Linked DNA regions of Homo sapiens: region 1 is linked to region 2. A link is an interaction called in ENCODE POLR2A ChIA-PET data of the cell type or tissue named here. Cell type or tissue: HepG2. All regions are shown on one strand. Links, peaks and the distances in the headings refer to the core of each region. The heading gives the core; the rest is flanking DNA. Region 1 overlaps GDAP1L1 (ganglioside induced differentiation associated protein 1 like 1). Region 2 overlaps R3HDML (R3H domain containing like).

What was found. ChIA-PET counts read pairs that join two places held together with the same protein. Peaks named below come from ENCODE experiments on the same cell type or tissue, not always from the same donor. Only the 100,000 strongest peaks of a DNase experiment are listed, where the experiment ranks them.
Region 1: POLR2A ChIA-PET joins it to region 2 with 10 read pairs; 3 of 35 experiments call an interaction of 5 or more read pairs at or near these places.

Annotation. Positions count from the first base shown.
Region 1 is chr20:44,272,137-44,276,523 of GRCh38, reverse strand. All of the region lies in intron 5 of GDAP1L1 (ganglioside induced differentiation associated protein 1 like 1), which reads right to left. Among named protein-coding and RNA genes, the nearest start is that of GDAP1L1, 27 kb to the right of the region's middle. RefSeq lists a silencer at 1,841-2,135 and an enhancer at 3,770-4,279. In HepG2, for the core only: a CTCF peak has its summit at 3,948; a DNase peak (open chromatin) is centred at 2,013.
Region 2 is chr20:44,349,459-44,353,845 of GRCh38, reverse strand. R3HDML (R3H domain containing like) reads right to left here. Exons shown (of 5, transcript NM_178491.4): 5 at 2,608-3,186. The coding sequence ends at 3,054. R3HDML-AS1 (R3HDML antisense RNA 1) reads left to right here. Exons shown (of 4, transcript NR_184036.1): 2 at 1,896-1,978; 3 at 2,990-3,226. Among named protein-coding and RNA genes, the nearest start is that of R3HDML-AS1, 3.6 kb to the left of the region's middle. RefSeq lists an enhancer at 316-815. In HepG2, for the core only: no CTCF peak of the experiment used is centred there; a DNase peak (open chromatin) is centred at 1,595; H3K4me3 peaks cover 660 bases.

The sequences.
Region 1 (4,387 bases), core at 217-4,216, 77 kb after region 2:
GACTGGCTTCTTTCTTTCTTCCCTCCCTCCCTGCTTGCTTGCTTTCTGCCTTTCTTTTTCTTTCTTTCTTTCTTTCTTTCTTTCTTTCTTTCTTTCTTTCTTTCTTTCTTTTTCTTTTTTCTTTCCCTTTCTTTTCTTTTCCTTCCTTCCTTCCTTCCTTCCTTCCTTTCCTTCTTTCTTTCTTTCTTTTTGACAAAGTCTCGCTCTGTCACCCAGGCTGCAGTGCAGTGGTGCAATCTTGGCTCACTGCAACCTCCACCTCCAGGGTTCAAACAATTCTTCTGCCTCAGCATTCCAAGTAGCTGGGACTACAGGTATGCACCATCATGCCTGGCTATTATTTTTTTTTTTTTTTGGTATTTTTACTAGAGATGGGGTTTTGCCACGTTGGCCAGGCTGGTCTTGAAATCCTGACCTTAGATGATCCGCCTGCCTCGGCATCCCAAAGTGCTGGGATTACAGGTGTGAGCCACCACACCTGGCCTCATTTTGATTTTAAGAAAGGGGCAGATGTTAAACACATATTATAAAGGGGTTAAGCACTAACATCTTACTAATACTCTTTCTTTGATGTAATCAAAAGAGGATAACTCACACAACGTGGTTTTACATTATTTATCACCATGTTTTTGTGTCATCTAAATTTAGCTTGACTATTGCATTTGGGATTAAGAAAGAAAAAATTAGCCTGCATTTTTAGAAAACACTTGTTTGTGCAATATTTTCTCCTAGTTGTTTTGACCTGAAATTCTGGAGCATCTTTGGTCTCTTACATCTCCTCTTTGCTCAAAAATCTTTAATTCTCCCCCACTGACTACACCTTAATGTCCAAGTTCCTGTGCCTAGACGTTAAGCCCTTTCAAGAGTGAGTTTAGCTTTAATATGTCTATAATCTTGACTCCTCATGAATTGCCCATTGGTCCACTGTCTTCCCCAACAAGCTGCCACTTCAGCCTCCGGGCCTTTGTCTCTGCTGTACCCCATGCCCGGAATGCTCTCCCCTCTCCCTTCCCTTCCTGTGATGGCTGCTTTCCTGGGAGGCTTGCCCCCGCACCTTTGAACAGGTTGTTCCTTTCAGTTCAGGAATTCCATGAGTCCAGTGCTCCCTACCGTCAAAACCTGAGCCCCCTCCTTCTGCTCTACATCTTCTTGGTCACGGATTCATTCATTTAGCAAGTGGTTACCTGGCAGTATGTGCTGGGCATGAAGACACGACACAATACAATGTCTCCCCTCAAGAGGCTCATAGTCACAGGGAAAGGGGTAAAGTGTAATGAAGGCTCTCATCAGAAGGTTATCCTTGAATAGGTAATCTTCAAGGCACCTGATGAGGCTGGGTGCAGTGGCTCACATCTCTCTCCCTTACTTTAGGAGGCTAAGGCAGGAGGATTGCTTGAGCACAGGAGTTTGAGACCAGCCTGGGCAACATGGCGAGACCCTCCTCTCTACAGAAAAATTTAAAAATAGCTGAATCGGTAGCATGTGCGCCTGTGGTCCCAGCTACTAGGGAGGCTGAGGCAGGAGGATGGCTCGAGCCCGGAAGGTCGAGGTTGCAGTGAGCCTTTTTCACACCACCGCACTCCAGCCTGGGTGACAGAGAGACCCTGTCTCAAAAACTAACAAACAAACAAACAAACAAAGAAGACACCTGATGGGCCCCCGAGGGGAGATAATGAGTTGGGAGTTAGTGATGCAGGTTCCAGGCTCAGAGAAGCACCATCAATGTGGAGGTGGTATTTAAAGCCAGGAGAGTGGACAGTATCAGTGTAGCCAGACTTGGAAATAGGGCAAGGGACTGAACCCGGGGTCCCTCTGCAAACTTTAAATATTGACACCAAGAGAAACCAGCAAAGATGATAAGAAGGAGCCGCCTTTCAGGTAGGAGAAGAACCAGGAGAGTGTGGTGTCCAGCAAGTCAACTTAGGACAGGGTTCCGAAGAGGAGACAGTGCTCAGCTGTGTTCACATGCTGTGTTGAGGTCAAATAGGAGGCCTGAGAACTGGTGACTGCGTTTACCGACTGGCGACCCTGGCAAGAGCAGCTGGAGTAGAATGCTGACTTAAAAGCTGGTTTGGAGGGAGTTCAAAGAGAAAGGGAGGAGAGGAATTGGAGATGGTGAACAAAGATCATTCTGCCACAGAATTTTGCTAGAATGGGGAGGATGGGCCAGTAGTGAGAGACAAGTCAAGAGCATTTTCATAAGTTGGGAGGAATAAAATAGCATGTGTTTGTGGATGATGCCACAGAGAAGGGAAAGATTCTATGGGGAAGAGTGGATAGAATTACGGATGTGGTGTTCTTACAGGGATGAGAGTGGATGGGATCTGGTGCACTAGGGAAGGGATTGGTTTTAAAGGACAATCCCTTCCATCCTTGGACAAGGACAAGAACAGTCCATCCCTTGGTAACAAGAGGGCATATATACTACCGTATTTCATCAAATCTAAGTTACTATTAAATATAAGACACTTATCCAAAAGTAAGAAAGGAGAATTAAACTATTGACTGGAATAAACATTCCAGTTTCAGAGATGCTAAGATGTGGTCTAACAAAGATGCATCTTAGAATTGATGATATACAGTGGGTGGGTCGTTGTGGGGATCAGAGCTGTGAAGATCTCTTTCTAATGCTTTGATTTTCTCAGTGATATATTGCCATTACTTTTAATGGCCAAAACCACAATTATTTTTGCACTAACCTAAAGTGATCAGTTCTGAGTGAGGATGTGGGGGAGGTGGCTGGAGGGCGGAGGAGGAAGAAGGCATAAAGGAGTCATCTAGAGAGTGAAGGGGGGAGGCTTGGGGCAGCATTGAGGTCACCTAAGGCTTGCAGTCATGAATACAAAGTGAGTCCTGCCAGCATCCTGTGTGTTTCTCCAGCCACATATAGCTTCACAGGTGAAGGCGCTGAGTAGGTGGAGAGCTGGGTTCAACAAGGTTTGAGGTTTTGCAAAGCAAGTATGGAGGGCCAGGGAGTTGAATGTGCAGGCACGAAAGTTCTCCTAATGATGAACCAGGGAATCACCACTAGGTACGGAGGGAGGTGCGATTGTGATGGGAGTGACGGACAGTGAAAGGATCAAGTGACGTAAGTCCCCAGCTGCAGACTGCATGATACCAGCAAGGGAGTGTGGGTAGACAGATCAGAGAACAGGCCCAGGGACTAGGTTTAGATACTGGGCAACATGGAGAAACCAGCAAGGGACATGAGAAGAAGCAGCCCAAGAGATAGGAGGCGAACCAGGACAGTGTGGTATAATTCCCTGGATCTTCCAACAACTCTATAAAGGTGATGTTATTATCCCCACTTTACAGATGAGGCAATCGAGGCACAGAGAGGTTAAGTAACTTAGTGAAACCTCAGCTAATATGTGTCAGAGCAGAGCCTAGATTTGAACTTAGGCCATCTGGTTCCAGATTCTGTGGTTGTAACCACTCTATTAAGCTACTTATTTCCACATGCAAATGAGCATAGACACAGCAGGTATCTCCACGTCAACTCAGGCCGCTTTCAGTACATGAGTTCTTTACTCAGGTCTGTGTGCAGATCTCTTCATGCGTCTGTATCCCGCATAGACTGCATGTTTGCCCTGTGTCTGCCTGCACAAATCCATGCAGCCGATTGTTTATATGCATGTGGATATTCACTCTCCTGGGCATCTGTGTCCACGTGGTGTGGGATTACCACACATGTGAGTGCAGTTTAAGCCCAGGCGAATCTGGATGTTTGCCTCAGACATGTTCACTATTATGTTCATGCCTATGTTTATGTTTGTAGGCAAATGCTGATGGCCTTCTATGCATGTCCGTGTTTGTGTGTGCGCCTGGGCAGCAATCTGGTATCTGATCCCTTCCCTGTTCTCCTCTCTTCTCCTCTACTTGTGTGTTCCCTTTGCAAACCCCAGGCCTGGATGAGCCCCTTCTGCACTTCTCTGGGTCTGCCAGCTGGAGGCGATCTCACAATGAGGCCAACTGGTTACACTTTAATGTCAGGACCGCAAAGCCCAGGAGGGCACTCCGTGCTGCCCAGGGTCCTATTATATTTCTTGAGTGCTTCCTGCTCCCTGTGGAGACAATTGCATCTTTTCATCCTCTCTTCTCACCCTTCTCACATCCTTTCCCCAGCTCCCTCTCAGCCAATGACATCACCTCATGGTTCGTTCAGAAGATAGCAGCTTTCAGAGATGAAAGCCCACACTCCCCACCTCAATGCTGCAAAACCGCTCCATACTGCTGATGCGGACCAATGCAGGGCGTGTCCTAACCCCACGGCCAAGCCCTCCATGTGCCCTCTGCACCTGCTCCATGCCACGTCTCCACATCTCTTCAGGTTGCCTTTCTAGGTGCTCCTCCCCCTTCTCCATGTTGTTCTGCACCCCAGGAAACT
Region 2 (4,387 bases), core at 88-4,087:
CAGAGCCAGACTCCATCTCAGAAAAAAAAAAAGTATTAATATTTTTATATGGGGGTGGGGGAGGTTTGCTAACCCTATGTCAATTTCCCAAAATGTTCTGGAGATTTAAGTGGTACGTAACCCCCTGCATGAAGTGGCGTCATGAGGTCACATAACTACGAAGGAGCCAACACAGAACTGGAATTCAGCATCATCTGACCCCAAAGCCCGTGCTATTTCAACAGGTCTCACATTGCCTTCCTGAGCACCAGGATAATGAGGATGACAACCACTGGCATTTATGAACTCTTTAGTTTGTCAGCATTGTATATTCTTAACGTCATTGAATTGTCACTGTCAATATTCCCATTTTACAGATGTAAAAACTGGGATTCAAGAAGTTTCATTAAATCTGTTCTTTTTTTTTTTTTTTTTTTTCTGAGACAGAGTTTTGCTCTTGTTGTCCAGGCTGGAGTGCAATGGCGCCATCTCGGCTCACTTTAACCTCCGCCTCCTGGGTTCAAGCGATTCTCCTTCCTCAGCCTCCCAAGTAGCTGGGATTACAGGCACACAGCACCACGCCTGGCTAATTTTGTATTTTTAGTAGAGACGGGGTTTCACCATGTTGGTCAGGCTGGTCTGGAACTCCTGAACTCAGGTGATCCACCTTCCTTGGCCTCCCAAAGTGCTGGGATTACAGGTATGAGCCACTGTGCCAGGGAAGAGACAAGCCAAAAGTGCCACTGTAAGGTGGGAATTCCACGTGATCTCTTCGGTTTTCCATTTCTGATACTGCCTTCGAGAGCCCATTCCAAAAAATAAAGTAGGAAAGATATAGTCTAAGAACAATGAACTCACAACAGTGTCCTTAATTCTCTCTCTCTTTTTTTTTTTTTTTTTGAGACACAGACTTGCTGTGTCACCCAGGCTGGAGTGCAGTGGTGCAGTCTTGGCTCACCGCAACCTTCACTTCCTGGGTTCAAGCAATTCTGGTGTCTCAGCCTCCTGAGTAGCTGGGATTACAGGCGTGCCCCACCATGCTTGGCTAATTTTTGTAATTTTAGTAGAGACAGGGTTTCACTGTGTTGCCCAGACTGGTCTTGAACTCCTGGCCTCAAGCTATCTGCCGCCTTGGCCTCCCAAAGTGCTGGGATTACAGGCATGAGCCACCACGCCCAACCTCTTAATTCTCTTATTTCACTCATTTCCAGCATTTGGAAGCTAGTACTCACCCCATGCCTCATTTATCTCATCTGTAAAGTGGAGCAATAGTATACGTGCATGCACTTGTGCATTGATCTAGCCTTCTGCAGAGCGGGGCCCAAAGCGCTGTTAGTTCCTTCCCCTGGTCTTCCAGTTGAGCTGGTTTTCCTCTCACCCATCTTCCCCCACCCAGTTCCCATTCCTTGTGTTTTGACCCTCTTGGGAGCCAAGAGAGGGAGGGACCAGAAAGAGCCACTACACTGGATCTCAAAAGACTTTATTGGGGGTGGAATGGGAGGGGGTGACATGCACAGGATGAGAAAATTCATTCCATCCAGGACAACGTAGGGACTCCATGGAAAAGGGCCTGTTTTCCATCCCGGGTCTTCAAAGGAAAAGCTCTCCAGCCAGGCAGGGAGTGGGCCCCAGCTGCAGGGCAAGGTCTGAGGGAGGAGATTTTACTATCTCTGGAGACAAAAGGACTTTTGTGTGCTATGATCCCTGGGTGGGATGGTGGGGGGAGAGGGGAAATGGTTTATTGGAATGAGAGTAAGATTATATGGGAGAAAAAGAATCAGAGATGCAGAGACCAAAACAAAAACAGGCAGAGATAGAACGGACAGTAGACAAAAGAGAGAGAGACCGAGGCAGAGATAGAGAAAAAAAGGCCCAGAGAGAGTCCCCTCAGGCCAACTTTGGTTTTCACTTCTCAGTTCTGAGAGCCGAGGAAGCAGGAAGGAGCTGTGAGAGACTGAGCTCTAACCTTGGCCATCAAAGACAAGCTGTGCAGCTCTGGGTAAGTTACACCCTGCTCTGAGCCTCAGTGTACCCATCTGTAAAAAGGGGGGCCTGGACTCTGTCGTGGCTCCAGTACCATGCAGTGGGGGTGGGGGGGCGGATGTCCACAAGCCAATTTCAATGTTTTTCAAAATCATGGGCCTGAAATGTGCCCAACTCAGGGAGCGAATCACGAGTCCTCAAAGACTGCCCAGAAACTGGTTGACTGTTATGAGACGAATGAAAGCGGGTTTCCTTTCTTTCTTTCTTTTTTTTTTTTTTTTTAGAGACAGAGTCTCACTCTGTCCTCAGGCTGGAATGCAGTCGCTGGATCTCTGTTCACTGCAACCTCCGCCTCCTAGGTTCAAGCGATTCTCCTGCCTCAGCCTCCCGAGTAGCTGCGATTATAGGCGCGAGCCACCACTCCTGGCTAATTTTTGTATTTTTAGTAGAGACAGAGTTTCACCATGTTGGCCAGGCTGGTCTCGAACTGTTGACCTCAGGTGATCCACCTGCCTCAGCCTCCCAAAGTGCTGGGATTACCGGTGTGAGCCGCCGCACCCAGTGGAATTCCTTTCATTGGATGGACAAAGTCATTTGGGTTTGACAAAGCCTGAGAGTTACAAAACCGAGGTGCCAGGTTTTTTATTTGTTTGTTTGTTTGTTTCTAAATAGAGATGGGGTATCGCCAGGCTTTCCAGGCTGTTCTCCAACTCCAGGACTCAAGTGATTCTCCCACCTCAGCCTCCCAAAATACTGGGATTATAGGTGTGAGCCATTATGCCTGGTCCCAAGGTGCCAGTTCTATGCCTTCCAGCCTTGGTTCTCTGAGAACCGAATTAATGAAAGATGCAGGGCTCTTTCCCAGAGGCCCAAGAAAAGAAAGATGCAACTAGGAAAGAAGGAAGGCAAGGAGGTCATTTTCTTTTGACCCATGTTGGACATTTAAGAAGGGGATCTAGGAGGGAAAATTCAACAGGGGGTGATTCTAACTCATATCCTTTAAAGAAACAATTATTTCTCCACCCAGTTTTTTGAGGGCAGGACATGGAGGGTCAGGCCCAGCTGGAGGCGCACCAAAGCCCAGAGAAAATTCAGAACCACGTGAACTTGTTGGATTTCAGCCCCTTGAAGCACATGTTGCTATTGCAGCTGCCTTGATAACTGGGGGGACAGGAGGAGCACGGCTTTCCCATCTTGTACGGGGACTCGCCAATCCAGTTGCCCCTGGAAGAGAAAAGGACCCAGGGAGACAGAGGAGCATTAGGTGAGTAACCTTCACACAGATGTCCAGATCTCAGCGCTGCCACTGACCAGCCCTGGGGACCTGGGGCAAGTCACATCTGCAAGCCTTGGTTTCTTTTTTTTCTTTCCTTTATTTATTTATTTATTTATTTTGTTTTGCTCTGTCACCCATAGCTCACTGCAGCCTTGACGTCCTGGGCTCAAGCAATCCTCCCAACTCAGCTCAGTCTTCTGAGTAGCTAAGACTACAGGCACATGCTACCATGCCCAGCTAATTTTTTATTTATTTGCAGAGATGGGGGGTCTCCCTATACTGCTCAGGCTGGTCTCAAACTTCTGGACTCAAGCAGTCCTCCTGCCTCAGCCTCCCAAAGTGCTGAGATTACAGTCATGAGCCACTGTGCCCAACCTGTAAGCCTTGGTTTCTCCTGTAAAACCAAGAGAAGAGCCTCCTCTCTCTCTAAGGAATTCAGCAAAGATCACATGTATGTATGCACCTAGCACTGTGCCTAGTTAATTAGTGGCTCCCTTGTAAGGGTTGATTTTCTTATTCTTTTTGTTTGTTTTGTTCTGAGAGGGAGTCTCGCTCTGTCACCCAGTCTGGAATGCAATGGTGCGATCTTGGCTCACTGCAGCCTCCGCCTCCTGGGTTCAAGCAATTCTCGTGCCTCAGCCTCCTGAGTAGCTGGGATTATAGGCATGTGCCACCACACCTGGCTAATTTTTGTATTTTTAGTACAGACAGGGTTTCACCATGTTGGCCAGGCTGGTCTCGAACTCCTGACCTCAAGTGATCTGCCCACCTTGGCCTCCCAAAGTGCTGGAATTACAGACGTGAGCCACCGCGCCCAGCCTTTTTCTCCCTCTTTCTCCTTTCAAAGCCTAAAATTGTTCCTCCAGCTCTTGCTCATGGCTGCCTAATAATCTCACCACTGGCCTGTGGCATTCTTTGCCAAGCCCCAGTGCCTTGTTTTCTCACCTTAAATGAACACACCTTTGAGCAGAAATATAATCTTTTTTCTCCAAACGTGATTGTTGAGTGACCATGAGTGAAATCAGCTGAAGTGCTCAGAAAAATACTCACTTCTGGTTTCCTAACAGGACTCATTCAATCATTTAGTCATTCAACAAACACTTCTGGAGCACCTATTGAACATCAGGATTTGTGCCGGCTGCTGTCAGT